Linked DNA regions of Mus musculus: regions 1, 2 and 3 are each linked to region 4. Evidence: chromatin loops called from intact Hi-C (ENCODE). Cell type or tissue: left cerebral cortex. All regions are shown on one strand.

Region 1 (8,000 bases), 170 kb after region 4:
CCTCTGAAAGAACATTTCTTCCTGCTTGCAGTAAAATGGGAAGACTGAAGATTGCCAGTGGGGAGACAGGACTGGAGACAGGACTGAAGCCAGGGCATTCGGGAATGGGGGTGGATGTCTCAGAGGCGTGGAGAATGGGCAGGGGTTGATGTGGTATCAAGTGAGCTAGATTTCCTGAAAACAAACATCAGTAAGTCAAGGAGTAAAGAAGTCACAGCTGCATTCAAATGTAGGAGTTCTCTAGGAGGAGAAAAGTAGTCTGACTTTGTGTTACATTTAGCACTGGGAGACAGACTGCCAGATGCCAGGGTAGCTGTGGCATGGGTCAAAAGAGAGAAGCAATCGAAAACTCCTAGAATGGAGACAATGATATGTGGGGCTTGAGATGGTCTTGAGAGCAGGCAGTTGAATAATTTTGTGTGCTCTAGGAGGGAGAGGGAGAGGAAGAAGATAAAGAGAAAGAGGAGGAGGAGGAATGTAATACGGTATACTGTTAGTTATGACTTGTGGTTGTGAGCCATTCAAATTCTAACCTAATTAGCTTGAGAAGATGGTAAGCAGACCAGAAGATTTGCCAGCTCTGAATGGCCTGTCTAGCTAGGCCTTGTCAGTAGTATGAACCCTGTTTTGACCTTGTCCTTCTCTGGTAACCATGCTTAGGCCAGGGGCAGGGCTTCTTACGTATAGCAGGGAACAGTCCCTATAGCTCCAAGGAAGACCTGAAAGTGTTCTCTGGAAGGGCTTTGTCTGGCCCAAGGAGGACAGGTGTTTACTCTTGACTGGCCTTAACTATCTCTGGGTTTAGTATCCATCACTGAGTGTTGTTACCATGGCAGCACATTCAAAATACAAAACAGGATATCTCCTATGAAAAGACCGGGGTGGGGGTGGGGTGAAAATAATGTGTTCATTACATATATTGAAGGGATGCAGGGGCGGGAACAAAAGAGGTATTTTAGAATTCCTAGTCTACAAGTCAGTCATATGGTTCCTCAGGTACTACCACCATGTCTAGCTTTTAAGATCTGTCTTCCTGTAACTCCTTCCATGGGTGTTTTGTTCCCCCTTGTAAGAAAGATCAGAGTTACAGAGACGAAGTGTGGAGCAGAGACTGAAGAAATGACCATCTAGAGACTGCCCCACCTGGGGATCCATCCTATATACAATCACCAAGTCCAGACTTTTGTGGATATCAACAAGAGCTTGCTGACAGGAGCCTGATATAGCTGTCTCCTGAGAGGCTTTACCAGTGTCTGACAAATACAGAGGTGGATGCTCTCAGCCATCTTTGGTCTGAGCACTGGGTCCCCAATGGAGGAACTAGAGAAAGTACCTAAGGAGCTGAAGGGGTTTGCAGCCCCATAGGAGGAACAAAAATATGAACTAACCAGTACCCCCAGAGCGTGTGTCTCTAGCTGCATATGTAGCAGAGGATGACTTAGTCGGACATCAATGAGAGGAGAGGCCCTTGGTCCTATGAAGGCTCTAAGCCTCAGTATAGGGGAATGCCAGGGCCAGGAAGCAGAAGTGAGTGGGTTGCTGAGCAGGGGGAGGGGGGAGGTGGTAGGGGATTTTCAGAGGGGAAACTAGGAAAGGGTATAACATTTGAAATGTAAATAAAGAAAATATCTAATAAAAATGTAATTAAAAAAATCTGCCTTCCTTGAATGTTATGGAAAGTAATGGCTTCATTCCTATTACCTGGTCTTCCTCCAGGGAAAACCTTCCATTTCCCACCAGAGTAGGAATAAGTTATTTTTAATGTGTGGCGTTTTTGTACATGTTTTGTTTCAGTCTGTTTTGTTGACATTTTTAATAGCCTATGCTATGTCTGTATTTCTGTGTCTAGCTCAGCATCTCTCATCTGTATTGATTACTATCTACTGTCTGTCTATCTATCTATCTATCTATCTATCTATCAATCATCTATCTACCTACCTACCTATCATCTATCTATAATTTATTATCTAAGCAAACTACTATTATCTGAGTACCTATTACTATATATTTATCTCTATATAGTAATATATGGCATTATAGATAACATATAGTATTGTTTGTTTGTTTATTTATTTATTGTCTGTTATTTACTTATTATGTCTGTTTTATTTAATTTTTATCTCTCTACACATACCTGACTTTCTTTTATTCCCCATAATCATCTATCTAACACATACTCTAATGGCATCACTTTTGTTACAGGCCCTTTGGCTTCACGTTTACTTTTATATCAGTGGGGGCTTCTTGTCCATGAGACCCTGGCCCTTGTTTTTGGGACCTGCCTTCCTAAGGTGAACTGATGATTCCCTAGGCTGCTTCATGTATTCTGCCCTGGCAGCTGTGTGACTAATCTTAAGGATAACTTAGCTAGCAGACCAGAGCAACCATTTTCTGACTGCCTAGTCACAGGAAACTCCCAACACTCTCAGGTTGCTGGAGAATCCAGAATTTTCTTTTACTTATGCCTAAGAGAACTAGCCCTTTTTCTAATGTGCATAGTCAAGTGCTATCAGCCTCTCCTAGGTACTGTGCGTACAGTCCAACATTTCCCCAGACCCAGTAGAGAAATCTAACTCTGAGAAGACATCTTTCAGTCCTTACATCCACAAACTTGTGAATGGATAGTTTTTATAACATTGTTTTTGCGATGTTACATTCATTTTGAACAGCAGTGATGTTTATCAGCCTGAGCTTGTCTGGGTCACCTGAGCATCGATCTAAATGTTCTTATGAGCACTTTGAGATCTACCGAGAATAGCTGAGTGTTTGGGAAGTGGTTTTCTATGTGAATCCTTTCTGTTTCTTCCACAAATGTTCTGTAAGGTTCCAAGCATAGAAGTGACAGGCTCCTGGAATGTGACACTATCCTCAGGTAGCTGCCATGGTCCAGACCAGGACGACTGAGGAGACACTGGTATCTGACCAGCCTGGTCCAGTTAGAGTGGAGAAGATCAGCACTGAGGACTCACTCCCCGTGAGTGTTTGTTAGAGAATCAGGATCACCCAGAGAGTATGTCTGAGATGATGGTGGAGAGCAAAAAACAGGAGTGTTGCAGTGCCACCAGGACAGGAAGTAATGTCCTGGACTTTGTTTTACCTAGATTCAGGTCCATCTTCTATTCTACCACTCACAAGAGCAGCATGAAAAACGTGAAAAACAGAAAATTATAAAGCCAGCCCAACAAAATCTCTGTTGAGTTATAGGATTTACCCTGAGAATGCCTTGTGCTATATATACCGTTTTATCAAATGTCCTTACAGAAAATCTGTCGGTTTAAAAAAAAAATCAAAAACACGAATGGAAATTCATTTTAGAAATGCAAATCTATATTTTTAACAGATGATTCACTTTTCCCTAATTAAAGCAAGGATATGATTGTGCCTGTCTTAAATGTCTCTATATTTAGTTTTCTACATTTTTAATATCATGCCAGTTTTCCACGGTTTAAAACAAAACACCCTTTCTTTCTTGCAGTAAAATAGCTTGATCTCTACTGTTTTGTGACCTGGACGTTACAATTAAATTTACAGCATCTTCATAGTTTTCTTTGTATTTTTTCCCATTAGTGACTCACGGAAATAATAAAGAATATAGGACCTGAGAATCCAATTTCCACATGTGAGATTTCTCTAGCATGATAATTTCTCTCCTTTGTTCTCTCAGCTTCTGGAGAATAGCATTATCTTCTGGAGTTTTGTTTTTTTTTTTTCCCTTATACTAAATTTTGGCTTTCTAGACACTGGGATTTTACTCCAAAATTCACGTAAAGAATATGAGAATTTTTATAAAATAAATATTTTTTACTAATCGTTGAGAATTTCATACAATGTATTTTGATCATATTCATTAACCCATCCCAGATCACTCCTGGATCCCACTGTCCAACTGCCTCTTTTTTTTTTTTAATTTAATAATCCACTGAGTCTGGTTTGCTATGCCCATGTATGTATGTGTGTGGGGCCATCTGCTGGAGTGTGGCAGACCTACCAGGAGCCACACCCTTAAAAACTAACTCTCCCTCCCTTAGATGCCATCAGCTATCAAAAGCATTTCTGTTAGAGGTGGGAGGGTGGGGGAGGCTTTTGAGCTTCAGGCTAGAATTAATTAGCTTGATTAATTAATTAGCTGATTAATTAATTACTTGACTAGCTTGATTTTGTACAGGTCTTATGCAGATGACCACAGCTCCTCTTAGTCTGTGTGAGCAGTGGCCCAGTTATGTCCAGAAGACACTGGGTTGCTCTGGTGGTATGAAGGAAGTCATACAGGGTCAGAGGGTCTGGAGACTTCTACTCTGTCCACGTTTGGTACTCATGAGGTGTGGGAAGAGAGGCAGGAGATGGGAGTTTCCAGGCCTCTCACCTGTCTGGACTGGATATTCATGGCGTAATGGAAGTGTGAAGAGAGTAAGCAGGCCTGGGGATTCCTTACCTGTCCAAACCAGATGCAGAGGGGTCAGGGATCTTTAATGTTTTTTAAAAACTACATTTCCCCCTATCATCCTTTAAAATAAAACTTCCTCTGAGAAATAGTCAACATTGATCATTTACAGTCAATATATGCATGTCTCTCTGTGTATATATTGTTTCAAAATACTGAAAATGAGAACCATTCTGTATGCTGCTCTGTACCTTATTTTATTAAAATTTAGTCATACAGCTCAAGGACAGTCCCTGTGAGCATGCATGTAATTTGCCCACTCTTTAGTGGTTCACTGTATTCAGCTGTGGTAGGTCAACAGGAGTGTGTTTCCTAGTGTCTTTGTGTACATGACATTGGCACACACACACACATCTCTGGAATACAGACTATGAAGCAAAATTGGTAGTTATCCATTTTGTTGCTTCCAGGTTTCCCAGCAAATGACTTTCGTGTGCTCCTCACCGCATGACATAACAGGATACTTTCAGCAAAACTATGAATTTTGAATATTTATTTTTTAAAAAAGATTAATTTATTTTATGTGTATACTTTTAATTTTTTTCTAATTTGGTGTAGAAAATTATCTGGGAGGGATGATTTGTAGCCACCCAGCCACAGTGTACAAGTACTGTCTGTAACAGTCTCCAGAAAGACATTCTAGAGAAGCCTTCAGACTGATGCTGTGTCAAATGTTTTATTAAAAAATTATTCCATGATAAGCTGCATTTTAGAGTAAATGGTTATATTTAGTCCTACAGGACTTCTATCTTAGTGAACTTACTATTCATTCCAAGTCCGGAATATACTTTTCTTCTTTTAAAATTGTCAAAACACGTACCTCCAAAGACACAGACAAAACTCTTCTTTTTATGAAGAATTGTGTGCTGTGATGACTCCCTCAGTTCTATGCCCACTCAGTAGGTCCTGTTTCTCTTAACACGACAGATCTGATGACTAACACACTAGCACCACAGCCTCCCTAAGGCCTCCCCCCAAAGCTCACCCTAGTGGGCTTTCAGTCACCCAGGCCAGCCAGTCTGAAGTTGCTTCCCCCAAGGCACCTCACCACCGCTGTACTCTTCTCCAGTAGACAGAAACTGTAGAAAATAGTCTTAAATATTCAGATCTCAACATTTCTTAAAACAGGAGGAAGGAAGATAAAGAGCCATGAGGTGTAAAGGTCATTAAAGCTCATTAAAGGGAAGTACTTCATCTTCATGCAAAGCTTTCCAACCAGGAGAAAATATCCATCACATCTGTAATTACAGCGAGGCCTAATGGGACATTGAAATTCACGGGGCGCTCCAAGGAGACTTCAGTTACATATTTCACACTCTCAAAATTAGGAACAATCTTTGCAAAGTATTGATGAGGGGTTAGGAAGTGTGGGGAGCGGGTGTGGCGGCAGTCCCAAAGGCGCCAGGGACTGCAGCTAAGTCATATGACTTGCACCTTCTTGAGTGCTGCGCAGGTGTACCAGGATACAGGTGAATCCAATTTGGTGGAGATTTGCCCCTGCTGCCCTGATTAGCTGAAGCCTCGTGACTGGTGAGGGGGCGTGGCCTGCGGTGCGTGGATGAGAGAGAGTATAAAAGGAGTGAGAGGCCCAGGGTCGGGGGAGATATAAAAACAAGGGCGCGATATATAAACAAGGGCGCGATATATAAACAAGGGAGATATAAACAGGGGAGATAAAAACAAGGGAGATATAAAAACAAGGGAGATATAAAAACAAGGGCGATATAAAAACAAGGGCGCGATATATAAACAAGGGAGATATAAACAGGGGAGATATAAACAAGGGAGATATAAAAACAAGGGAGATATAAACAAGGGAGATATAAAGAAAGAAGAAACAGGACTGAATAAATGTGTGCAGAAGGATCCTGTAGCAGCGTCGTTCTTCCTGGCCAGTTGAGCGCGCGCAACACATGGCGGGAAAACTGCCCCTGCACGTGTGCAGATTATGTTTACCACTTAGAACACAGCTGTCAGGGCCATCTTATAATGGCAAATGTGAGGGCGGCTCCTCACAAGGAAGGAGCCTGGTTGGTGGCCCAGTGTCTGAGAGATCTCGGGGGTCCAGGCGTGTGTGTGTGTGTGTGTGTGTGTGTGTGTGTGTGTGTGTGTGTGTGTGTGTGCATGTGTGCTTCTCTTTCTGACAATTGCCACAAAGCCCAGGAATACACTGGTCCTACTTTCCTAAAGAAAGATAACCTTTCCACAACTTTTCCAAGACTCTGAAACAACATTAAGTTAGTTGTCTTCTTTTAGTGATTGTCTTATGTACTTAACAAAGAAATATGGGGCCCTGAGGCTCCTCTGCTTCAGCAGGTGGAGAATTGTTGAATTGGGTTGGGGGGAGGGGTAGAAAAGCTAATGATTCCAAACAAAGTTAAACATCTGAAGATTCAGAATTTCCCAAAAAGTAGATCGCCACAAAAAAGTGAAGGAAAAAAAAATCCAAGAAACAAATCTGTGGGAGGCAGCCTGCGTTGGTAAGAGGAAGTTCATCTGATGGTATGAGGAGCAGCTGAGAAGAAAGCTGCAAAGACAGGGAGTCTGAGAGGGCTGAGGTGAGCAGATCCATGGAGGACCTCAGGGTGCAACAGAAGGTGAGGAAGAGAGGAAATGGCAATGGTTATTCAGTGAGGCAATAAACGAGGGTGTGCATCTTATTCCCAGAAAGACAGTGCACAAGCTTCTAATCCACTCCTCACCGGGCCAGTTCTACTTTATGCTCAGAACCAGCTGTCTCCCTGCTGCAAAATGCACAGCTTTCTCCTACTTCAGGGAACACACTCCCAGGCCATGGAAGGTATTCAGGACAGGAGTGTCAGAGTCAGAGAACATCAGTGGTGTATTAGGACATGTTAGTCAATCCACAGCTCCCCACCCCCAACAGCCCACACGTATCTTCTCATATCATGTGTCTTCCAGTCCTTGGACAGCAAGCTTACTCTATCCATTTAGTTTGGTGGTTCGATGGATTCTTTTATTTTTTTAATATTTTTAATAGGTATTTTCCTCATTTACATTTCCAATGCTATCCCAAAAGTCCCCCATACCCTCCCCCCCCACTCCCCTACCCACGCACTCCCACTTTTTGGCCCTGGCATTCCCCTGTACTGGGGCATATAAAGTTTGCAAGTCCAATGGGCCTCTCTTTCCAGTGATGGTCGACTAGGCCATCTTTTGATACATATGCAGCTAGAGTCAAGAGCTCCGGGGTACTGGTTAGTTCATAATGTTCCACCTATAGGGTTGCAGTTCCCTTTAGCTCCTTGGGTAATTTCTCTAGCTCCTCCATTGGGGGCCCTGTGATCCATTCAATAGCTGACTGTGATCATCCACTTCTGTGTTTGCTAGGCGCCGACAGAGTCTCACAAGAGAGAGCTCTATCTGGGTCCTTTCAGCAAAATCTTGTGTGCAATGGTGTCAGTGTTTGGAAGCTGATTATGGGATGGATCCCCGGATATGGCAGTCTCTAGATGGTTCAATGGCTTCTTTTAACAGGGAAGAAAATTCTGCCTCCCAATGGTCCTCCCTTCAATGTTGCCTTTATCCATGGGTCCTG
Region 2 (8,000 bases), 650 kb after region 4:
TCAATCATTACAGGCTGGTGACAATGCTTTTGATTACTCTTTAGAACTTGATACTAAGATATGTTACTTCTTAGGATTCTCCTGAGTCACAGAGCATGGGGAAATCACCTTGAAGCTACATCCCTACTGTCTAGCTTTCATAGTGTTGAAAAGTGCTGTGCGTTCTACCAGAGAATAAAAGGAATCACCTGTCTTATCCAGTTATGAGCCCTAGAGGCTATACCAGTGACTAGTCTGGGAAGACATACCCACTAGTGCAATGGTGGCATAAATGTTATGGGTGTAACTAATCACTTTATGACAGGATTTAAGACTCCTTTCCATAATTTCTCCCATACCTGATAATCTTAGTGAGCCCAAGAACTTGTGACTTGCCATAGGCCATAGGGGAGAAGCCACTCTTACCCTGCTACTTGGACATGGTCTTAAACAGACTCCTACATGTATACCTATGGATACCTGTGAATCTCTTAAGCCTCATCAAAGAAGCTTCTTTCTGTAGTAGGGGATGCATAACACAGAAAACTGATCAAGGTGCATCGAATAAGGGATTATAGAGTATTCAACTTGACTAGGACATCTATATCATACCCCCTGCCCCCAAAGCTCAGGAACATTGCAGAAAAAGGGTCAATACATTTATAGGAGCCAAAGGTGGTGTATGAGTACAAGAAAATGGTATTGTTTGGATGCAGCAAGGCAGTGTGCACAAGACCTCCTCATGTTCAGGCCAGATGAAATTCCAGTATAGAGATGGGAGTGGGCAAGAGGTTCATGCCCAGCTAAAGAGTCATTTGCATTTGATAGCTACCCAGAGAAGAGTATGTCTGTTTTCTTTAAGGATAGGGGTGCTGATGGGTTGACTAAACTCCAGTGAGGGCATTTAAATATGGATAGCATAAACTGTACTTGGTAGGTTTAAGTATAAAACTATACAAAGTTGGGTGGGTAGTTGTATTAGTTATTTTTCTATTGCTGTGCTAAATAGTTCTATTTCTATTGCCAAGAACATGACAACTTTTAAAACTAAACATTTAATTGGGCTTACAGTTTTAGAGGATTAAGAGTCCATCACAGGAGAGCCCAATGGAAGCAAGCAGCAGTTATGTTGGCTGGAGCAGCAGGTTTCAGCTCACATCTCACGCATCGATCAGGAAGCATACAGAATACACTGAAAATAGCCTTCCCGCAATGTCACACTTCTTCCACTAGGGGCACACTTCCTAATCCTTCTTAAATAGCCACACCTGGGGACAAATGATTTAGATGCTACAGACATATGGGGCATCTCATTTAAATACCATAGTTGCGAACTGGGGAAGAATTAGGGAACAGAGTGCAGACGGATAATATAACCAAAAGATATCATACAAAATTCCCAGAGAACTGTTAAAAAAAAAAATGGACCTGAGACCATGATTGGTGGAACCACATTTTAACCATGCCCCAGTTATGCCTCTATTCAATCATGAAACTCACATTAGTAACCAAGAGATGAACTTAAGTTTACTGGTACCCTTTATGTTTTTGTCTTCTCAGCTTACTAGTTAAATGTCCTTCTGTCACTTTTTTACCACTATGAGTCTTTTCAGTTAGTATCCTGGAATGAGTGGCCAATCCTAACTTGGGGGGTCTGACAAAGATCGACCTTCTACCCTAAAATGTTGGTTACAATGAAGCTGAGGGTAGAAGAACATGGGAATTGGTATAGCATCCACGAAAGCTCACAACAGCTTCTGGGGCAAGCCCAAGAGCTTAGATAGCAGTAGATTCTATGTTCTATTGGGCATTACAGTTTTAGAGGATTACCTTCCACTATCATCCATGTGAAAACTGAATCACTCTCATACCTGAAAGAAAGGATGATGAAGTTAAAAAAAAAAAAAAAGCAAGTTCAGGAAATGGAGCTGACATAAATTTGAGTTTTTTTGTTTTGTTTTGTTTTGTTTTTTATTTTATTTTTTTAAATATTTTTTATTATTACGTATTTTCCTCAATTACATTTAGAATGCTATCCCAAAAGTCCCCCATAATCTCCCCCCCCCCACTTCCCTACCCACTCATTCCCATTTTTTGGCCCTGGCATTCCCCTGTACTGGGGCATATAAAGTTTGTATGTCCAATGGGCCTCTCTTTCCAGTGATGGCTGACTAGGCCATCTTTTGATACATATGCAGCTAGAGTCAAGAGCTCCGGGGTACTGGTTAGTTCATATTGTTGTTGCACCTACAGAGTTGCAAATCTCTTTAGCTCCTTGGATACTTTCTCTAGCTCCTCCATTGGGGGCCCTGTGCTCCATCCAATAGCTGACTGTGAGCATCTACTTATGTGTTTGCTAGGCCCCGGCCTAGTCTCACAAGAGACAGCTATATCAGGGTCCTTTCAGCAAAATCTTGCTAGTGTATGCAATGGTGTCATCGTTTGGAGGCTAATTATGGGATGGATCTCTGGATATGGCAGTCTCTAGATGGTCCATCCTTTTGTCTCAGCTCCAAATTTTGTCTCTGTAAGTCCTTCCATGGGTGATTGTTTCCAATTCTAAGAAGGGGCAAAGTGTCCACACTTTGATCTTTGTTCTTCTTCAGTTTCATGTGTTTTGCAAATTGTATCTTATATCTCGGGTATACTAAGTTTCTGGGCTAATATCCACTTATCAGTGAGTACATATCATTTGAGTTCTTTGTGATTGTGTTACCTCACTCAGGATGATGCCTTCCAGGTCCATCCATTTGCCTAGGAATTTCATAAATTCATTCTTTTTAATAGCTGAGTAGTACTCCATTGAGTTTTAAAGAGATGATTCACCCTAAAAGAGAATAGGCCTGTAGGCCTAAAAAGAATCTTCATTTAGAAAAGGAGCTTCAAATCTTAGGAACAACGTGTGTGTGTGTGTGTGTGTGTGTGTGTTTTCCCATGTGCACGCACACCTTTAGTAAAGTAAAGACTTTCAGAAGATAAAGTCTACAACACATGCCTTAGCCCAGCCTAGCCTATATGCCAAAGGACTGAGATAGGCAATAATTTAGATAGGGCCATCAACTTACCTTGAAGTTGCAAGGTGGAGAACCTGGGCTTGATTTTGCCACCAGGCCTAAAAACCCTGCTACTACAGACAGCTTATATGTATATTTTTGAAGATTTTATTTATTTTTAATTTTTAAATTTTTTTATTAATTTTTATGTGCATGAGTATTTTGGCTGCATGTAAATCTGTATACCATGTGCATGTGTGATATACACAGAGACCATAAGAGGGCCTTGAATTCCCTAGAACGGTAGTTATAGATAGTTATAAGCCTACATGTGGATGCTGGGAACTGAATTTGGGTTCTGTGGAAAAGTAGCCAGTACAGTCTCTTATTTTTAATCTTTAAACATTTTCTTAATATATGAGTAGTGTACCTACATGATTTCCCCTCCCTCTTCTGCCTCTAATTCCTTCCACAACCTGCTGGGCTCATTTGATGTTGCTCAAAGGTGTTTATAATTGACCTTTGGGATTGGCTAACCTTATCAGGGGACTCATTCCCCAGAGGACAGATTCTCCCTCTCTCAGCAGCAGCAGTTTACTGTAGTTCTTTAGGTAGGGGTGAAGCCCTGTGAGAATTACTCCACCCAAACTGGCATACCAACCTGTGCTGTCACTCTTTTATGTTTTATTTAGGCAACCGTACTGTCAAGATTCCCTGGGTGTGGCTTCCTTTTTATGTACAGAAGACAGTATACCACAAAGGGCATCTAATCCTGGTCCCCTGGCACTTACAATCGTCCCACACTGTCTTCCATCCTGTTCCCTAAGTCTTATCTGTACCTGTGGGGCTTGTAGATATATCTATTATGACCACATGGTCACTTATTCTCTGCCTGGTGTCAAGCTGTGGCTTTGGAATGCTCTCCATCTGCTGCATGAATGGAAACGTAGGCAGGAACTCAAGCTGGAACTTGGAAGCAGGAAGTAAGGCAGAGGCCATCGAGGACTGCTTCTTACTGGCTTGCTCCCTATGGCTTTCTCAGCATGCTATTTTATACAAGCCAAAAGTACCTAGGTGTTACCACCCACAGTGGGCAGGACCATCCCATATCAATCAGGAAATGCTCCACAGTCTTACTTACAGGCCAATCCTATGAAGGCAATTCCTCAGTTGAGGTTCTCTCTTCTCTAACTTGTGCCAAATTCACAGAATATCAATTAGCATACAGTCTGTTTAGTTTGGACCCCACACACAGCAATGCTCTATTGAAGGCTGCCCAAATAAACTCAACAGCTTCTTGGATAAATTTGTTTCCACAGATTCCCTCAGCCACAGGGGTTAACTCAATTTGCCTGTCCTAGTCAAGGTTGCTTCAGTTGTCACATTGATATTAGCTCCTCTGCAGTGTCCCATGGTATTGACCAGGGCATTTGACCTGAAAATGCTCCATGCCCAGCTCCTGAGGCAAGATTGCAGGTTCCCCTAGCAAGGGCAAAGTTAGTACTCAAGAAACACCCAGCAGGTTGAAGAATAGAAGTAGATTAAGTAATGAAAAAGAAACAGGAGAAAGAGTACTAACAACAGCAACAAGAAAAGAATCCAGCATATACATACAAATATATACACATACATATACACATGCATATATATGTATATATATACATATACATACATATACACATATATACATATATGGATGAGGAAGGGGAAGAGGAGGAAATAGGAGGGGCACATTTGAAATAAGTGTGTGTGATTTCAACTGGGGAAACTTTCCAGTTTAAAAAAAGATGTTCAGATAATTTTGGCGTGACTTCTCCAGCTTACATAACTTTCTGCTTTGAATCTGTCTTACAGAAAATGTCTGTCTGAAAGTAGCTTCGATAAAGATGCATGAAAATAGAAGCTATCTATTAACCACTCCCTGAAACACACATTCTTTCCTATCCACATCCATAGAAAGCTTAAAAAGGCATTGAGATGGCCATGCATACACTTAATGCATGGAAGCACATGCATTTTGTGTGTGTGTGTGTGTGTGTGTGTGTGTGTGTGTGTGTGTGTGTATTTTTAAGCATGGGGGTGGATTTCAAATGCTTCTTTCCTCAGCTTGAAGGAAGAATTTGTAAAGCCCTGACTAATGAGTAATGGTATTGTTTACCCTACCATTTACATGCTTAATTTCATGACTTGTAAAAATGAAGAATTAATAGATTTACCTCAACTAATTAAATAAAGTTATGAATCTTTGCAAGAAACATTCAAGTCTGACTAAAACTGAATAAAGTGCCCAAAGAAACCAGAGCAGGGGGAATAATAACAAAGAATAAAAAAGATACATAAAAAAATGTAGGTTATCCTGCCAAGCTAGCTAAAGAGAGAGGAAAACGGGGTGGGGTCACAGCTGCTGGAGCTGAAACCCCCAGGTAACCAAATTTCTTTCAGTTTTTACTGGTTTGGGTCACCTTGGCCTGACACCTTAGGTATCACCTTTGCAATGATGGGTATGCCTCAGGCCAGATAGCTTCTGCACACTAAGGAAGGAAAGAAGCAAGGGCCACCAAGACTTCTTCCTATGAGGTGCACCTCTTTTGTTGTTGTTGCAATTATTGTATGCATTTTTATTAACAGAACACAACATTTGGCCACACCATCTAATTCTTCCCAGTTTCCCCCAACTGGAAAGCAAAGATTTGAAATACACGAGCCTATGTGGGCATTCTCATCTAAACTATGACACTATCACTCCGTAATTAAAACCCCACATTTTTCCTATTACCCCACCAGGTAACTTGTATTCTGCTTTCCACCTCTCAATTGCTCTTCCACTGTCCCACACTGGCAATGCCGACTTTTACATTCCTAGTTTCTACAATTCCACCAGGCTCTAGTTTCACAAACTCTCTGGCAATATGGAACTAGGAGCGTCAGATGAAAGAGAACATGTGATGCTATCATTCTGGATTACTAATACCATACAATATTATCTTTACTAATTCTACCCTTTACATGCTAATATTATGATTCAGTTTTTCTTCCTACTGAATACTATTCACAGTGTACATGTACCATATTTTCATTATCAATTCATCAGCAGTAGGACATTTAGGTAGTGTGTATTTCCTAGCTAGTGTGAGTAGAACATCCATAAACATGAATGAGCAAGTATCTGTAGAGTCAGAAGTCAAGTCCTTTGGGCGTGTTTCAAAGAAAGGTATAGGTGGACATGTGGTAGATTCACTTTTGCTTTTTGAGAATTCTCTATAATGACTTCTATAGAGGCTGCACCAGTTTTCAGTCCCACCAACAAAGGGATTTCCCCCCTCAGCCTTTCCCCCTCCTCCCCTTCTGTGTTTGTTTTTAGTTGTTCCATAGATCTTTGACATTCTGATTGGGATAAGATAAAATCTCAAGGTTGCTTTGATTTACATTTACACTAGGATTAATTAACATACTTTGAGGTATCTCTTGACTACTTTTTTTTTTTGTCTTATTTTGTGAATTCTGTGTTCAGGTCTCAGACCACCTTTTAAAAATGGGTAAACTCTGTGTATGTGTGTGTGTGTATTTCTATTTTATCAATGTATATTTGGCAAAGACTCTTTTCTATGGGCTTCTTCTTTACCCAATTGATTGTTTATTTAGCTGTATGTAAGCATTTTAGTATTATAAAGTCCTACTTGTCAATTGCTGAACTTATTTCTCAGATGAGAATGCAGTCTTATTCAGGAAGTCCTTTCCCACACCTATATCATGTAGGGCTGTCTAGGTTTTCTTCTAGTAGTTTCAGTGTTTCAGGGTTAGGTCTTTGATCCATCTGGAGTTAGTTTTGTATAAGGTGGTGAGATATGGGTCAAATTTTATTCTTCTGAATGTGGGCATCCAGTTTTCCCAGCACCATTTGTTGAAGATGCTTTCCTTTGTCTTTATGGTTTAGCATCTTTGTCAAATAATAAGTGGCTGAAGTTACATACTACGGACTTCGATTTAGTTGTACTGGTCTATAGGTTTGCTTTGTGCCTGCATCATATTGGTTTTTTTTTTTTTATTACAGTTTCTCTTTAACATATTTTGAGACCTGGGAACTTAGTTCTTCCTGCACTGTGATTTTTGCTCAGGATTGTTTGGTCTAACCAGGGTCTTATGTGGTTCCACATGAATTTTAGGATAGTTTTTTTTTCTAGTTCTATGAAGAATGAAATATATGCTTTGATTGTGATTACACTGAATCTGCAAATAGCTTTTGGTAAAATGACCATTTTTTTCACATTATTAATTCTACCAATCCGTGAGAATGAGATATCTTTCTATTTTCTAGTGCCTTTATCTATCTCTTTCTTCAGATGTTTAAAGCTTTCATTATAGGTATCCTTCTCTTTCTTGTTCAGGTTTAGTCCTAGATATTTTATTTTTCTTTGAGACTATTGTGACTGGGAGTGTGTCCATGAGTTCTTTCTCTATTTGTTATTGATGCACAGAAAAGTGATTGGTTTGCACAATTGATTTTGTTTCTTGTCACACTGCTGGATTTGTTCATCATTTATAGGTATTTTTGGAAACTCCCATATAGTCTGCAAATAGGGTTGCAGTGTCTTCTTTTCCTGTTTCTGTCCCTTTGCTTTCTTTCTCTGGCCCTCTCGCTCCAGCCAGTGCATCAAGCACAGGGTTGAAAAGGAGTAGGGGTAGTGGCCATCCCTTTCTCATTCTTGACATCAGTGGGGTGGTGCTGAGCTTGTCTCCACTTAGAATGGTGTTGGCTGTGGTTTTTTCATGTAGAGCTTTTATTGTGTTGAGCTATGATCCCTCTGTCTCTATCTTCTCTAGGGCTTTTTATCATGAAAACATGCCAGTTTTTAACAAAGGCTCTTCCTGCATGCATTGAAATAATCATGTGTCTTTTGGTTTTAAGTTCATTTATTTGGTTTATTACATTTATTTCTATTGTATGCTGAACCATCCCTGTATTCCAGAGATAAAGCCAACTTGGTCATGATGGGTAATCTTTTGATACATGTCTGTATTCTGTTTTAA
Region 3 (8,000 bases), 1.1 Mb after region 4:
AGGGCAGGTGGGAGTGCTGGGGATGAAGGCAGGGAAAGCAGGCCTGTTCTCTACCTCTCCTCCATGAAACCCCAGCTCTATCGTTGGCACAGGATGCCACAGTGGTCCCTTTTCCCCAGCTGCCAGCACTGTGCCTCTCCCAATCCAGAAGATGAACCCTTGCCCTACGCAGTGCCCTGAGAAAAGCTAATCTCACCTCAGGGGACCCACAAGCAGGTGGATGAAATGGGATTTCCTTTCTCTTCAAAATTCTACATGGGGCTATATATAACCTTCTGAGCACTCTGCGGCTCAGATTGCTGGATCCTAAACAGCATTGCTGCAATTAGCTTTTCCTTAAAAATAAAACAAACACATGCTCACTCCCCAGACAGTATCTTCAATCCTTACACCTTCTCATCATCAGAATGGCAGAGACAACATTCAAAGGTGTTTTCAGTATCAAAAAGAACTCCTGAACCCCCCAAATCAGTAACCATTGAAAGGAAGCACTGCATTTTCCTGTGCAATAAGCTCAGCCATGAGTGTCAGGGGCACCCCCTGTTGTAGGCAGGCACCCCCCACTGCAAAACCACAGAGCATCCTGTCGGAACTTATCTACAAGGGAACCATACCAGCTAGGCATCTTGAATGCTGAAGAGAATCCTCTAAAAACTAAAAAATAGATTGAAAGATGGATGGACCATTCAATTATTTACATGTTTGTAAAAACCCGTTTTTAAAAAAAATAGTAACCTCCTCAAAAGTGAGACATATAGCAATAAATACAAAATGGGTTCTTTTTAAACTGAGTTACAATCATAATTACCAAGACTGAAAACTCAATAGAGTGCATATTACATTAGTATGTGCACCTTGGCTGGAAAGGAAAGATGAAGAATCCTTGGAGATTGTGTGTCTTTGGGAATCTTCAGAAACCAGAGTGCTCCATCTTCTCTGGGAACATACATAATGATGAGGGAAACAGGCAGCTTTCCTTCCAGAACCGCAACTATAAATCTAAATAACTGACTGAACCCTGAACTGCAAGCTAGGTTTTTGAGTTGATGGCTATGGCAAGGGACTGGGTGATGGGACTGTAGCTTTCCTGATGCTTCTGGTGGTATCTGCCTCTAAACTAAGATTCCTCCAGGCACAATCTCCTTCAAAAGACACTTTCCACTGCACTTTCTAACTCCCTCCCTGGAGAGAAGAAACTTTGGTGGAGAGGCCTCGGATCCTCTGCTTCCTGAATGACTGTTCAAGTCTCCAGTGTCAATTCAGGAAAAACAAGTCCTGGCCGGTGGGGCAGGACTTTATTTATGGTTGCAGTAAGAATTTGGGAAGCCCTCTCTCATAGTTTGGGGGGGGGGGTTATTAGGCTGTCGTCCGAGTTCCAGTATTTCACAAATGTGAATGAAATAAAAGCCTGTGACAGCTATAGGACCTGTGACCCTCAGGGATAGCTCCTTTCTAATTTGCTTTCTAAGCCAGGGAATTGAGAAATGTCAAAACAAGTGTGTTCTGGGAATGGGGTGTCCTCCAATTCCTAGGGTGACAGTTGGGGAGACAACCAGGAATTTCCAAAACTCAGGTTAGTTCTGCAGGAGCTAATCAGAGCACCAATCTAGGAGGTGGAATTAAACCATGTCAGCATCTCTAGTTGTGTTTATGGCAACAGGCTTTAACCCTTCTGGTGCCACTGTCCTTCTTCTGAGCCCTTCTCTGTCTGCGGGGTGAATCTTCTGTTAGCTGACTGGTGCTGGTTTGGGGTATTCACAGTGAGATAATTTCTTACAGCTTCAAGAAGCTTCCATGTGAACCGCAACCTGATTCTTTAATAGAGATGGGGTGCTTGTGTGTGCTGCTGTAGGACCTGGAGAAGAAGCAGGGCTCTTCCTGACCACCTGCCCCAGCCCCCTCCACTTTCCTCCTGCAAATTACCTCTTCTGTAATCTATATAGGGTGGTTGAGAAAACAGAATTCCTGGGTCCGGAGGTTTCTTTTCAGTGCTGGAACATATAGAGTGTTAACCAATGCATGTCAGAAAGCCCTTGGATAACTGATGAGAAAGATAAGGCTACTGCCTCATCATTTTGATTTCCCAAGTCCCTTGAAACCACCACATCCTATAATCACCCAAACAGTCCCCACACAAACCGGCTTGCAGAGGGCTGTGGCGGCCTTGGAGCTGAGGTCTGGACCTGGGGGAGACCTACAGGTGAGGAGGTGAGGTGCGGGAACCTTCCCTCTTCTGCAGCCCAGTGGACGGCGCGCACCTGGGACTGGCGGCCGGCAGACGGCGCCCCCCGCCGCCCTTCCGCCCCCGCCGGCCTCTTGGAAACGCCTGGGAGCCACTTACCGAGCATGCAAGCCCGAGAACAGGCAGAGGAGAAGCAGCAGCTTTGCAGCCATGGCTCTCCGGGAGCGGGTCCGAGGCCTCTGCAGGGCTTGGTCTCTACTTGCTCCGGCGCCTACTAGACTCCCACGGGCTGCAGCGCCCAGGGTTCTGCGGACTGGGAGGGACAGGTGTCTGCTCCGAGCGCCGCGTCCCCGACGGTCCGGCTCTGCGGGGCGCACACGAGCTGGGGTGCGTCCGCTCTCGGGAGCGATCAGCACGGGGAAGGGGGGGCAGCAGGTGGCCGGGCACCCTCCTCCCGCAGCCCGAGCCCCCCACCTCCCGGGCCGGCTCGGGGCTCTGCGCTGGGGCAGCTGCGCTCCGAAGCGTGGCGGGAGGTCGCGGTTGCCTCGGTGGTGCCCGCCGGCCGCGGCGGGGAGGAGTTTCCCCAATTAACACGCTTGGCAATGCCAGGCGAAGGCAGCGAGGTTTGAATGGACTCGGAGTTGGGAGGTCGGGAAGGGGGCGGGGCTGGTGGGTGGGAAGGAGAGCTTGGGGATCCCGCAAGGAGGCGCAGAAGGGGCCTGGGGACTGGCCCGTGTCATCGATGGAGTCATGGGCACTGGTAGTTTTACTGCAGCGCACCCACCCTGCTTGTCCCCTGTGCCGTGTGCCTTCTCTTAGGGACGCCATTGCAAGTAAGTGAGATGGTTTGCCAAAAGGCGATCTTCTCTAGGGTGGTGCTTGCTTACCTGAACTCCCCCTGGTGCTCATAACTGTGGCTTGCTGGGGAAGTCCCAACAATGTCCCCTTTTCGCAGAAAAGAGAGACTAAAACACTATCAGTAATTAGTAGAAGTGAAATGTTTAAGGCCAGAGAGAAGGCACCGGAGCCAGAAAGCAAAGGACCCTGTTGGATGGGACTGACGTTATTTTCATGTTCCAAACTGAAATTGCTTGTTTTTATTTGTAGGATCGTTTAGAAAGCTAATCTTTTGGCATGCAAACATTAACTTCAACACAAATAGGAATTTTACTTCCATAATTAAAAAAAAAAAAACCTTAGAAATATATTTTCAACTACTAATCATAGACACGACAGTTTCGTTAATACTGGATGCTATAAAGTACTTCCCTTGCAGCCAATTTGCCACCATCATTATAAGTAGCTATGCCTGCTTGCAGGAATGCATCAAGTTTGGGCCTGTGGATTGCTGGCTTTCTTTCACAGAAGGAGGGGTTGGGAAGGTCATTGGATCCTCACCTGATGTCTAAACACTTCTCCCAGTCATTTCTTTGCAATTTTGCCCCCCATTGCCAATAGTCTGTGTCTAGGGGAAGGAGGTACTAGAACACATAGGCTTGGAAAAACTAGAGCAAGGAGATGAAGAGACCATTAATCATGTTAAGTGAAGTTGTTTTGTGAGCACCCAAGATCCTGTCAGCAACCTCTTACCTCTGTAGGGTATGGCCAATAAACTCCAGGTCCACAGGCTAAACTGTGTGGGGGTGAACACTGTTTTGTTGTTAGGGCCCAGGAGGAGGGTGTTGACAATGCTCCTATCTCCCCAAGAGAAGGGATTTTAGAAACACTGACAGTAAGCTTTTTCATAAAATACAGAGAGAAGCAGGTTGAAGCTCTTGGGAATTCCCTCCCTTGTCTCTAGATTCTCAGGTTAAGAATCGTAAGCCTGCTGGAGGCTGGAGGCTTTTCTTGATAATAGCATTGCTTTTAACTAAGGATTGTGCTATCTTGGTTAATCCCAGGCCACTGCCTTCTTCCTGTGTCACCCAGCTCACCCCAATCAGGACATTTTTTTATCACCCCTCTTTACCTGCACTTATATAAGTCTGAATGCCTATGTCCCATGGAGATTCCTAACAGCCAACACCTACCTTCCTTCTTGAAGTTTCTATCAAACTCTCCTTCATCTCTAATTTCTGTACCATACAAAGGAACCCTTCAGAATCTAGTCAAAGGATGGTGCACAAGCATCCTGAGTCTCTAAACAAATGCAATCATGACTCAAATTTTCACTCCAAGGACTGGTTTCTAGGATCGCTGGGAATGCTAAATCTGTTACAGAACACGTGTTAAGATTTTCATAGACCTCTGGTATGGTTTAAGCCATCTCTAGATTATTTGTAATGTCTACTATGTATAAATGTCATGTAAGTAGTTGTTATGGTTGTTTATGGAATAAGAGAAATGCCTGTCTGGTAGTGATATGCTTTTTAAAGACAATATTTGTATTCAAGTGTGTTTGAACCCAAAGAAGCAGAATTCATAGTTACAGGAGAGCCACCTGCCTGTCATCACCACCTAAGTTTAAAAGATATTCTGTAAGAAAACTAAAAAGTAAATGTAGCAGTCTTTCATGCTTGCATTTTTGACATAGTTACAGGAACATAGGTAAAAATAATGTCAGGCATGGTTCCATGGGAGGAGCCAAGAGTCAGTGTGGTTGATTCATTCAAATTTTCACAGAATAATCCCACTGCATAAGTAGAGAAGAGTCCCAGGAGGTTAAATACCACCCCCAAGGCTAAGATCTGCATAATCACCCTTAGTCGCTGTGTCCATTGTCCTTAGAACACGAAGCAGGGCAGACACTCATTGAGTCTTCCTGTTATGCTATATTCTCATCAGTTTTTTTCAGAACATGAGTTGTTTACAATCTATTATACAGTACGGACAGACTGGCATTTGGATGGCTCTGTAAAATGTCAGCATAATGAGAGGTGTCCTGGGATTATATGTGTCTGTATTTATCACAACCTGTCAGTGGAATAGATGTGAGACCTGTGTACAGCCCCATGCTGGCAGGGTTTATTCTTTTCTTTGCTGCATAGGTTTGATGTGCTATTATTATGAATGAGTGACACCTGACCTCTTCTGAAGTTTGGAATGCTTTGCTCCACTTATTGGACACAATGGGCCAGCTTTACAGAGCTGAATATTTTACTGTAGAAAGCCTCCATGGTACAGCCTGGGGAAAAAATATTTTATGCTAAATGAGTCAGGAGGGATGAGGTATTCAAAGCAAGCTTTCTGAACATAAGTAGGAAAGCAAACTGCAAGGTCAAGAATCTTCAGAGCACCAGCTGTTAGCCTTTGATTTTCCTCCGTTGCCTAAACTGACCGGGCTGGGGTGCTTTGCTGAGCACGCACACTGCACCGTATACCCTCGCTGCTGGCCAGCTTCCTATCTTCGGCACCTGAGAAACTTAACAGCTCCATTTGGGTGAGCAAAATTCACTTCTCTTTTCCTCTGTAGGAAAATAAACAGGAGGGGGAGTTGCAGGGGAGGGAGGCTATGCGAAGAAAAGAAAGAAAATTCTGGAAAAAAAAAACCACTGGTACTTCATACTAAGACCTAAGTAAGGCTTGTGAGTCGCTCTACAAACCTTGAGAGCCAACAAAGCACTTGTTCAGACAGCTACAATGCTTGGGGGAAGACCTGGAGGTCTGTTGCAGTTTGAGGGCTCAGCTATAGCTCCTCTAGGCAGGAGGTGTGAACGCCTGAGAAGCAGAGCTGGCTGCCTTAGCTTGGAGATCCTCTTGTGGCTTCTTGGAGAAATACCTCTCAGGATTCCCTCTGCAGCCTCACTTCACCTCTTACCAGCCCAGCGCCAGCCATACATTCTGGGTTTAAAACGAAAACCCCAGAAAGCCACATAACAAAGATGAGCAGAAGATGTGGCTTTCTGGGTTTTAGTTTTAATCAAAATCTCCCTTGCTCCAAAATTATACTTCTAAATTATGATGTTTCATGCTTCATGAGCAAATATTCAACTCAATCAAAATCTTATCTTCACTAGGAATAGTGAAGATAAGATTCACATCAGAAATGCACTAATCTTTATAGCATGCTTCTGTGGCCTTTTAACACATATTTACAATGTACGAATAAAAGTACCATCTGCCCACCATCTACATGACAGTGTCAGAGTCTACTACCACAGTATCTGAGCTCCAGAGTCACTATTCAATCTGCCACAGGGGGCTGGCTTGCCTGCTTTTGCACCTGACATTATACAACCAGAAAACATGTGAAAACATGTTCTAAATAATCTCTCGTTTAGTCTTCTGTGAGTTGTGCCTATTCTGTTGAAACAATCAGTCTTGAATTTTTTCCTTATATATAGTACTCGTTGACTATGAGAGTATTCTATTCCTTATTTACAATGATGAAGGACATTTCTGTATCTGACCTCTAGTGCAAATACATGCTCATTTTTCTTTCTTGTTTGACTAAAAAAAATCTCTAGGTCATAAAGGCATTTGTTTACCGGTAATTAAATTTTTTTCACCCGAAATGCATAAAGCAGTGTGTCCCCAGGCTACCACTTTGTGTCAGCATTTAAGAAATGTAACCTTGCTATTCTTATTTTTATAATTACAACTTTTATTGAAAATAGTTTTTTTTTCATATATTTTGACTAGAGTTCTCTCCCAACTTATCTCCCAGATCCTTCTCATCCTCCCAGTGGACAAATCCACATCCTTTATTCTCTCTTTCATTAGAATACAAACAGACATCTAAAAAGTAACAAAATAAAAACAAACAAGAATAGGACTAACAAACAAATAGAAAAAATATAAAAAATAAATATAAACAGCACAAGAAACACATACAGGCACAGAAATGCATACTTTTTCACATATCTAAAATCTTTAAAAACACAAAAGAATAAATGGATGGATGAAGAATATACAGTACACAGCTAAGCATCAGGCAGAGATCAGGGAATCCCATGGAAGATGGGGAGAAAGATTATAGGAGCCAGCACGGTCAAGAACACAGAATCAACTAGGCAGGGTTCATAGGGGCTTACAGAGAATGAAGCAACAAAGAGGACCTGCATGGATCTGTCCTAGGTACTTTCCATAAAAGTTATGGTTGGTTATGTGGAAGCTGTCTTTGACACTTGCCTGCATTTGGGACACCTTTCCTCCAACCGGGTGGTCTTGTCCAGCCTTGATATAAGGGTGTGTGCCTGGTCTTATTGTAACTTGTTATGCCATGTCCAATTGTTATCTCTAGGAAACCTACTCTTTTCTCAAGGAAAACAAAGGGCACTTGTGGTAGACACACTGGGAGGAGAGGAAGGAGAGGAAAATAGGGCCAGAATGTATTGTATGAGGGAAGAATTTTTTTTAAAGCGGTACATTTACACAATGAAATATTACTCAGCAGTTAAAAAATGAAATTGTGAAATCACAGGTAAATGAATAGAGCTAGAAAACAATTATCCTGAGTGGAGTAACCCAGACCCCAAAAGACAAATGGACAGCCACAAGAACAGAATGCCAACTTTAACAACAAAAATAATAGGAAGCAACAATTACTTTTCCTTAATATCTCTTAATATCAATGGACTCAACTCCCCAATAAAAAGACATAGACTAACAGACTGGCTACACAAACAGGACCCAACATCTTGCTGCTTATAGGAAACGTATTTGCTTATATGCGAATGTTAGCTGTAGTGGCTGGTTTTGTGTGTCAACGTGACATAAACTGGAGTTATCACAGAGAAAGGAGCTTCAGGTAAGGAAATGCCTAATGAGACCCAGATGTAAGGCATTTTCTCAATTAGTGATCAAGGGGGGAGGGCCCATTGTGGGTGGTGCCATTCCTGGGCTGTTAGTCTTGGGTTCTATAAGAGAGCAAGTTGAG
Region 4 (8,000 bases):
CTAAGCCTTTGCTCACATCCTTGTATTTTCTTCATTATGGGAAGGGGCGCCTCAGTTTCAGTTGGAGAGCCACTTCCCTGTGAGAACACTGGGGAGCTAGGGTTTAGGTAGATTTCCCTCCATCTCACTTCCTTGAGGAAAAAAAATCTAAGACTTTCCCTTGCTGTTTTCTGTGCCCCCTTTTCTTTCTTTTCCAAAGCACTGGCATCATCTTTGATCCCAAGACTTGGATGTTGTGCTTCCTACCACCAGGTAAGTTTGTGGCAGATGGCTAAAGTCCCTTATGGACCCGTGTAGTTGCTGGGTCATGTCTTCTGTGAGGCTCACGGAGGGAGGAGGAGAGGCAACAGAAGGGAGTTGATGGCACTTAGTGCTGTGCTGGGACATCTTGTGAGCACCAACAGTAAAACTGTGGTCACTTAGGCATCCTGCATAGTCATAGCAGTTTAGGAAGAGAATAGACATCAACAGGTATCCTGGTTTGAATATGCTTGGCCCAGGGAGTGGCACTATTTGGAGGTGTGGCCTTGTTGGAGAAGGTGTCACTGTGGGGATGGGCTTAAATACCCTCAACCCAGCTGTCTGGAAGTGAGGATTCTGCTATCAGCCTTCAGATGAAGATGTAGAACTCTCAGCTCCTCTTGCACTATGCCTGCTTGGATGCTGCTATGTTCTGGCCTTGATGATAATGGACTGAATCTTGGATCCTGTAAGCCAGCCCCAATTAAATGCTATCCTTATAAGAGTTGTCTTGGTCATGGTATCTGTTCACAGCAGCAAAACCCTAACTAAGACAACAGGTAAAGCCTTCTTACCCTCCTTCCACAATGTGACACAAAGCCCTTCATGGAAAGCCATGTGTGCTAGTCTCTACCAAGGAGTCTACAGCCTATCTTGCCCAATTGCCCATGATTTTTTCACAACACAGATGACAAGGAGCTCTAGTTGTTATTTCCTGGGTTCTTGCACATTTAGAGGGCAGGGGTGCTGGAGAATTTAGGACTGCTCATGGGAGGTTGATTCTTGCTTCATAAGGGCTCCTTAGGTCAAATCCAGTGTAACCACAGATGTCCCATGGCTCCTGTCTGCAGATACTAGGCTCTAAATGCACAGTGAAGGTTTCTGAAAGCTGCTGGCCTGTAGCCTCTTGGGCCTTAACCAAGTGAGGAGGTGGGTGCCAACTTGGTTTTTGTGTGCTGCAGAGGATGTACTCATACTTTCTACAGAATGCAGCTCTGCTAGAGTTGATAAAGGGGCTCTAATAGCAGGTTAATTATTTCCAGCAAGAAATCACTCCAATACCCATAGATAGATAGATAGATAAATAAATAAATAAATAAATAAATAAATAAATAAATAAATAAATAAATCTCTTTAGTGAGTGGTTGACTCTAGCCCCTAGCTCAAGGATCCTTTACCCTGAATTCAAATCTTACAGATTTGAGCTATCACTTTGCACTCTTAAATACACTTTCATGTGTAGGTTGCTTTTAGGTTCCTGTCCCCAAGTTACAATTACATCAATTAAATGTTTTTACAGGGACAAAAACAGTAAGTTCTAGTCATTTTGGACAAATGGGGGATTTACAGAGTAGAGAGATTGTTGGCCCAGCTGTTAACCAGGGTCATTTAGCCTGCCTGGAGAATTACATTCTACCTGATAAGGGGCCCAGAGCTTAATAAATAGCTGTTATTCAGGGTCATCTCTGAACGGACAGAGCATGCTCATAGACACTAGTTTGTCATTTTTAATTACTTCTTTCCTGCTTAAGGTCTAGGATGTTGGCAAGGTATGACTGTGATGTTGGGATCTTAGCACTTGGGAAGCTGAGGTAGGGGGATTATAACGTCAAGATGAAAATCTGCTGCATGCTGAGGCCCTGTCTTAGAACACCAAAACAAAGAAACAGGCAGGCAAGGTGTGTGGGGTGGAGTGGGGTTCCGACCTTTGAGGGCAGTTCTTAGAGAATTAAGCAGAGCCTGGGTGTTCTCCTCTCGTGACCTCTGCTAGCCTTCCTGGCTAAAGCCAGAGACATGGCATGCATGCTGCGTCAGGAAAGGCTCTTGGATAAAGAGCCACTGGCCCTCAGTTGGGGAAGAGCAAGGCTGTATCTTCCTTGTGAACATCTGCGTCCTGTGAACATCCTTGTAGCAGTCAGGCTGTGTCAGCTCAGTAATTGCAGGGTTTATTTTAGAAACCTATAATTGCAGGCACCTGAAGTTCTTTGTTCCTGAATTGTTCCCTATGCTTGTTATGGGAGAGGATGGCAAGGCTCCCAGGCCATTATGTAAAGGAGCAGAGGCCACTGACCCTTTACCCACTGGTTACTAGATTTGATACCCCATTTTCCTCCCCCCTTCCCTTCTTTTTCAACACCTCACCCTTTCTTTTTCCTCTTCTCTCTTTCCACCCTTCTTCACACCTTGAGCCGGAGAGCAAGCAGTGTATATAGAGGAGTAAAAACAGTTTCTCCCATTGTCCTTTTAGCTCCAAATAGGACCCCATAAATTAGACTAACAAAACACAGAACAAATACACACACACACACACACACACACACACACACACACACTCACAAACATACACATATATGTATGTATACATATAGCTATATATATGTATTTGTAAAACAAGAATTATTTTAAGGATTGGCTCACATAACTGTGAACGCCAAGAAGTCCACTTATGAGTAGAAGTGGAATTCAAAAGGCCTGGGTGTTTGGGGTCTGATGGTGTGTGTTTCAGTCTGAGGCTGAAGACCTGAGCCTAGAGGAGGAGATGAAGATCTGTGTTGTGAGTGAGTGAGTAAGCTTCCTCCCTTGGGGATCATTTTCATCTGGATTCAGTGGGTTGGATGATCCCTACTGTGCTGGGGAGAGCACTCAGCTTACTCCAGTCCCCAGTTCAAATGTTAATCTTTTTCAGAAACACTCTCACAGGCATACACTGTAACTATCATTAAGCAAATACCTGGGACTCTTCTAACAGGCAAATTGACCCTCAAAGTAACTAAGGCAAAGGAAGAAGGAATCCTTAGGTGTTGTAAGGGGGAGGACCGCTTGCAGGCCAAGGACAAGACTAAAATTAAGGCCCAGTCCAAAAAGAGGGTCAAAGCTTGACTAACCAGGGATCCTAGGCCTGGCAACACCGAGCCTAATGTTTGATGGCTTTATAGTAAAGTGAAAGCCAAGCCTTTAGGTGTCAGTAAAGGCCTCCTTTTGTGACTGTCCTCTGCCCCACAGCAGAACATTGTCTGCTCTTCTAAAGTGTCTTCTCACGTCTTCCTCCTCCTCGCTACAAGTCTAGATCTTGACACCGGGACAGCCAGCAGCGGAGTGGAGGAGGAAGTCCCTGTCCTCAGAGGAAGAATGAGAAGTGAGGAGACGCAGGCCAACAGGACCTCTGAGGATGAGTTTTAGAGCACTCTGGGGATGCTGAGTTAGGTCTTGAATGACAGGTAACGCATAGATTTAGGCAAATGGGCCAGGCAGGAAGGGTGTGGCTGGTGGATCAGAAAACAGAGGCATCTTTTCATGCTCTTGTATGTCTGGAATTCTGGTTTAGATCCAGAGTTGATTCCATAAGCAAATGTTTATCTGGCAGTGATGTACTGTTTATGGGTATCTAATGATTTGAAAATCCACTGTTGTCCAGAAAAGTTAAAGAAAGAAAAGAAAAGAAAAGAAAAGAAAGGAAAAGGAGAGAGAGAGAGAGAGACAGAGAGAGAGAGAGAGAGAGACAGAGAGAGAAAGAGAAAGAGAGAAATAAAGAAGAAAGAAATCCCTTTGCTTGAAGAGCTATACCTGTTAGGGAGAAAATCTAAGAGAAGTGTCAACCACTGTGAATAAGCGTGCATGACAGCAGAGTACAGCAGAACACAGGATGGAGTGGTAGAACTCCGGTAGAGACCCAGGCCTTTGGCTGTGTTTCAGAGAGGGCAAAGTGTATAGTGAAGTTCTGCACAAGAGAGGCTTCCCTGAAGATGGGTGTTCCTGAGCAGTGCGAGACAGCGACTGTATTACCATCACACTATGGTTGGAAGCCTTGGGTTAAAGAGAATTGAGGGGTAGGGCTCAACCTCAAGGCTTCTGTTTGCAGAGCGTGGACACTCCTGCACAATGTGGAACTTCAAGTTGGGCTTGGCGCCCTGGGCATGCACTGGGAAAAGGAAAGGTGGCTACATCTGTAGGGCTTATGTGCCTTAGGTTTTTGAATTGTCCATTTGAATGGCTAGCAGTCAGGTGATGTAATTTACCTAGTCATCCCCCTATTAGTGCTTTTAGACCCCTGCAAAGACTCACGAGCTGGTTTGGGAGGTTGTGGAATTTTTAGGAGGTGTGACCTACTATAAGAAGGGGTTCAGTGTAGAGGGCCTTGAGGGTTACAGCCCAGTCTCTCTTTCAGAATAATCTCACTACAATGGAGACACCCTCACCATGAAGGACTAGATTTTCTCAAACTGATAGCCAGAACAAATTTTTGAGCTCTCCAGTTTGTTCTTGTCAAGTGTTAGTTCATAGGTAGGAGAAGAATAAGGACAAAGGCTTTGTTTTACTTTGCTGTTGATAAATCCACGAGTACTGGGGTGAGAAGCCTGCTGCAATTCTGAGATTTACCTCAAGGTGGCACTGTTCTACTTTCTGCTGTCTTCATGGCCATTACACTCTTCTTTCTGTTAACTTATTTCTCTTCTCTTCGTGAGTTCCCTTCACGAAGGACCAGGACACGAAACGTCTCAGTCTGGCAAAGCAACAGGGTCTCTCAGACTTTTTTTTCTTTGTAAATTCTGTTCCATGTGTAATTTTCATTTTCCATTTGTACCTTCTATACCCAAGTATCAAGCCGTGTAGGATAGCTGTAACACAGATCACAAGGCCTACCAAGCATTTCCTTTACTAAGATTCTTTGTACAACTTTTAAAAACAGCATAGTTTGAAGATTAAAGAAAACAATAAAAAAGAGTCATTTACTAACTGGCTTCCCCAACACTCAAAAGAAAACCCTTAGATACTCTGCCCCCAATAAGCCCAGTGAATTTCTAGGGACTGAAGTCAGAACAAAGGGACTGGCCACTGGAACATCCTGGACCCAGCAAGCTCTTTCTGAAGTCTTTGGAGATCTGGGTCAAAATGCCTAGGGTAGCCATCCTGGGCAATCTATGATTGCACTTACACACTTATGCAGTCCATGACACTAGGACCTAACAGCAGAGGTAGGAAGTTCTGAGAGTCTAGATACAGCTTATTGCGTCCCGCTCGACCGGCAAGAAAGACGCAACAAACCAGAATCTTCCGCGGCAAAAGCTTTATTGCTTGCTTCTCAGGAAGATTCTGAACCGGGAAAATGGCGCTGCTTTTATAACCCGCAGCGTGACGTTTCAGCACCTGATATGGCGTGACAGCTCCCGATTCGTTGCTTGCCCATCACCCCACTATTACACCCCGAGAATGGGAGTGACTAGGAGTGAATTCACTCTTGCACCTGCGTGCAAGGCTTGTTTACTAGTTAGGCACAGCGGAGGCCCGCGCCATCTTATAATGGCGATTGCTCGCGGCACACCCGGCTCTCCTCAGAGATTACTGGCGGCACACATGCGATTGCTCGCAGCACGTACCGGCTTTCCACAACAGCTGAGGAGTATGCTCCCATGTTTGTGCAACACACAGGCAGGGATGTAGGAGCTGAGGAGAAGGACACTGTGCAGTGCCCACTGTCATGGGAAGAACTGGGAATTCGGAGGGGCTTCTTTTCCTCATAGGCCCTGCCTGACCGAGAGCTTGACCTTCAACATGCATTGCTGTGGACACCATTATTTTTTGCCAGTTTCAGAATGCTTTTTTTTTTTTTTTAGACAGGGTTTCTATGTATAGCCCTAGCTGTCCTGGAACTCACTCTGTAGACCAGGCTGGCCTCGAATTCAGAAATCCGTCTGCCTCTGCCTCCCAAGTGCTGGGATTAAAGGCGTGCGCCACCATGCCCGGCTTCAGAATGCTTTTAATTCCCATCGTGATTTCTCACCTGATAATCAGGAGTTTGATATCCTATAACTTGGATGTAGGTATGGGTTGGTTCATTCATGGGGGTTCCTGACCTTTGATGGGCCCATGAACTTGGATGGGAATTTTATGCCAGCTGTACATAGTGTATGCAGGAAGACAGTCGTGAATACTAGGTACATATCATCCAGAACTCAAGCAATAGTCACTCAACATAGAGCCAATTGTCTGTGTAGTAGTGAAGGGCTGCAGTGGTAAGCAGGCCAAGTATAGGGATTGGATCAAATGGCTGGATGTACATTGCTTTGTGAGCTTTCCTAGGTGTGTGTGTCTCAGTGGTGTGTGTGTGTGTGTGTGTGTGTGTGATTGTGGAATGGTCGGTGTTCCTTTCTTGTCCTGTGGTTCACCTTGATGCACCTTCAGCTGTGAACCTCAGTGGTCACGCGGACTCCATGATACTTCAGCTGGACCTGGCAGGGGCCTTAATGGCTGGAGGACCAAGTGGTTCCGGGAAAGAAGAACATGTCGTGGTGGTGGTGACCCAGACAGACGCAGCGGGCAACAGACGGCGGCGACCACAGCAGGTTATTACTTCCACATCATTTGAAAGAAATTGTAAAATCTCATTACATCCTATTATAAATTGAGTTTCCTACTGAATGGATTTGATGGAAGCCAACGGCAGTAACTCCATTATTAGTGAAGTCATTGATACTTATCTTTTGCTTTGCCATTGAAATTCTTTTTCCATGCCATTACAGTCAAGTTGCACTTGCAAGTTCTTCATGCAGTAATGAAAAAAAATATTACTAGCTTATTGAAGGGAAGTGTTATGGACTTCAGCAGTTTTTGTTGTAAAATGCAAGGCGGTTAGAGACTCATTGGACAGCTCAGAGCACAGGTGCATCCCACAGCTACATTGTGTTGTTGGCATTTGCCAAGCACATTGGTTCCTGAGCTCTGTGTCTGTAGGCCCTGTGCAGAGTCCCACCTTCAGCTTCCATTCTTCAAATGCACCCGGGCACAGGAGGAAAACCAGCAGTAGTCAGAGCCTGGGCATCAAAGCTTGTCCCTGGAACCTCACCTGTCCCCAAGTGGTGCCAGTGACTCCACTGGATACCCACAGGAACTCTTGCATGGAAGGTATGTCCTGTGCTCAGGGGTTTTCCCTAGTGTAACCAACCAACAGAAAGAAACCCTATTTGAACAAGGCTGTACCCCTTACATTTTCCTGATCTGTAGATCGTGGTCTACAGGGCAAAAGTCGAATTATACCCAGCGATGATAATTGTCAATGGCCGGTATTAACCAACATAGTAAACTATAGAATGATCTTAAGACAGAAACTCTGTTCCCAGTCAAGGAACATAGACTGTTGCAGTGAGAGAGGGAGTCGTAATGTGTCTACCCTGTGCCTGTTGATTCTTGTGTAGAAGACAGTGGGGTATATCCCAATGCCTCTAATATTATATACAGTTAGAATTTTTTAATTGGCATGTGTATATATACTTACTTGGTAGAGTATAATAGTTTGACACCAGCATATAATGTATAATAATCAGGTCAGAGTAATGGGCATTGTTAGTAAAGGACACTGCCATTGAGAAGCCTCAAAGAGCTTTCTCATGTATGAGGTTCTCTGCAGAGGCCTATTTGAGAACCCTTGTGTCCAATCCTTCCCTCTGTGGGGGAGACTCCTGTCCTCTCACTGGAAGTTTCTCTCTGGTCCTCCAGACTGCTGGCTCAGAGATGGTTTGTCTGCAGCAGCTGCTGTTCCAGTTTAACTCTGTGTGTGTGTGTGGGGGGGGGGGGGCTGCTGCAACACAGCATGCTGGGGTTTCTTGGAGGCAGGTTTCTGCCTCCTGGCTGTAAGCAGGAAGCAACTCTAAGGAATCATTTTTTTTTTTTTTTGGAGGTTTCCTGAGAGGACTAAAAGAGCCCAGAACTCAAATAATTCCACTAACTTGTGATTTATTTTACTCATAAATCAGTTGGCATTCCTC

Evidence for each region. Hi-C counts contacts between places; a loop is a spot of excess contacts. Peaks named below come from ENCODE experiments on the same cell type or tissue, not always from the same donor. Only the 100,000 strongest peaks of a DNase experiment are listed, where the experiment ranks them.
Region 1: it touches region 4 in a loop (6-fold over the local background); 12 of 42 quality-filtered maps call a loop at or near these places.
Region 2: it touches region 4 in a loop (3.0-fold over the local background); 4 of 42 quality-filtered maps call a loop at or near these places.
Region 3: it touches region 4 in a loop (10-fold over the local background); 6 of 42 quality-filtered maps call a loop at or near these places.

Annotation. Positions count from the first base shown.
Region 1 is chr7:56,457,073-56,465,072 of GRCm38, forward strand. The region is part of intron 23 of Oca2 (oculocutaneous albinism II); the gene reads left to right. Among named protein-coding and RNA genes, the nearest start is that of Oca2, 220 kb to the left of the region's middle. In left cerebral cortex, a CTCF peak has its summit at 3,975 (motif pointing left); DNase peaks (open chromatin) are centred at 3,094, 3,467 and 3,971; H3K27ac peaks cover 186 bases.
Region 2 is chr7:56,937,009-56,945,008 of GRCm38, forward strand. All of the region lies in intron 5 of Gabrg3 (gamma-aminobutyric acid (GABA) A receptor, subunit gamma 3), which reads right to left. Among named protein-coding and RNA genes, the nearest start is that of Gm39017, 360 kb to the right of the region's middle. In left cerebral cortex, a CTCF peak has its summit at 1,204; DNase peaks (open chromatin) are centred at 1,186, 4,401 and 4,815; H3K27ac peaks cover 695 bases.
Region 3 is chr7:57,384,380-57,392,379 of GRCm38, forward strand. Gabrg3 (gamma-aminobutyric acid (GABA) A receptor, subunit gamma 3) reads right to left here and starts at 2,836. Exons shown (of 10, transcript NM_008074.3): 1 at 2,342-2,836. The coding sequence starts at 2,394. Gm9962 (predicted gene 9962) reads left to right here and starts at 2,893. Exons shown (of 3, transcript NR_033504.1): 1 at 2,893-3,015. In left cerebral cortex, CTCF peaks have their summits at 2,290, 3,082 (motif pointing left) and 5,893; DNase peaks (open chromatin) are centred at 510, 1,042, 1,805, 2,331 and 5 more places; H3K4me3 peaks cover 3,478 bases; H3K27ac peaks cover 2,994 bases.
Region 4 is chr7:56,287,295-56,295,294 of GRCm38, forward strand. It overlaps Oca2 (oculocutaneous albinism II), which reads left to right. Exons shown (of 24, transcript NM_021879.3): 7 at 6,421-6,581. Among named protein-coding and RNA genes, the nearest start is that of Oca2, 52 kb to the left of the region's middle. In left cerebral cortex, a CTCF peak has its summit at 4,616 (motif pointing right); DNase peaks (open chromatin) are centred at 4,620 and 7,752.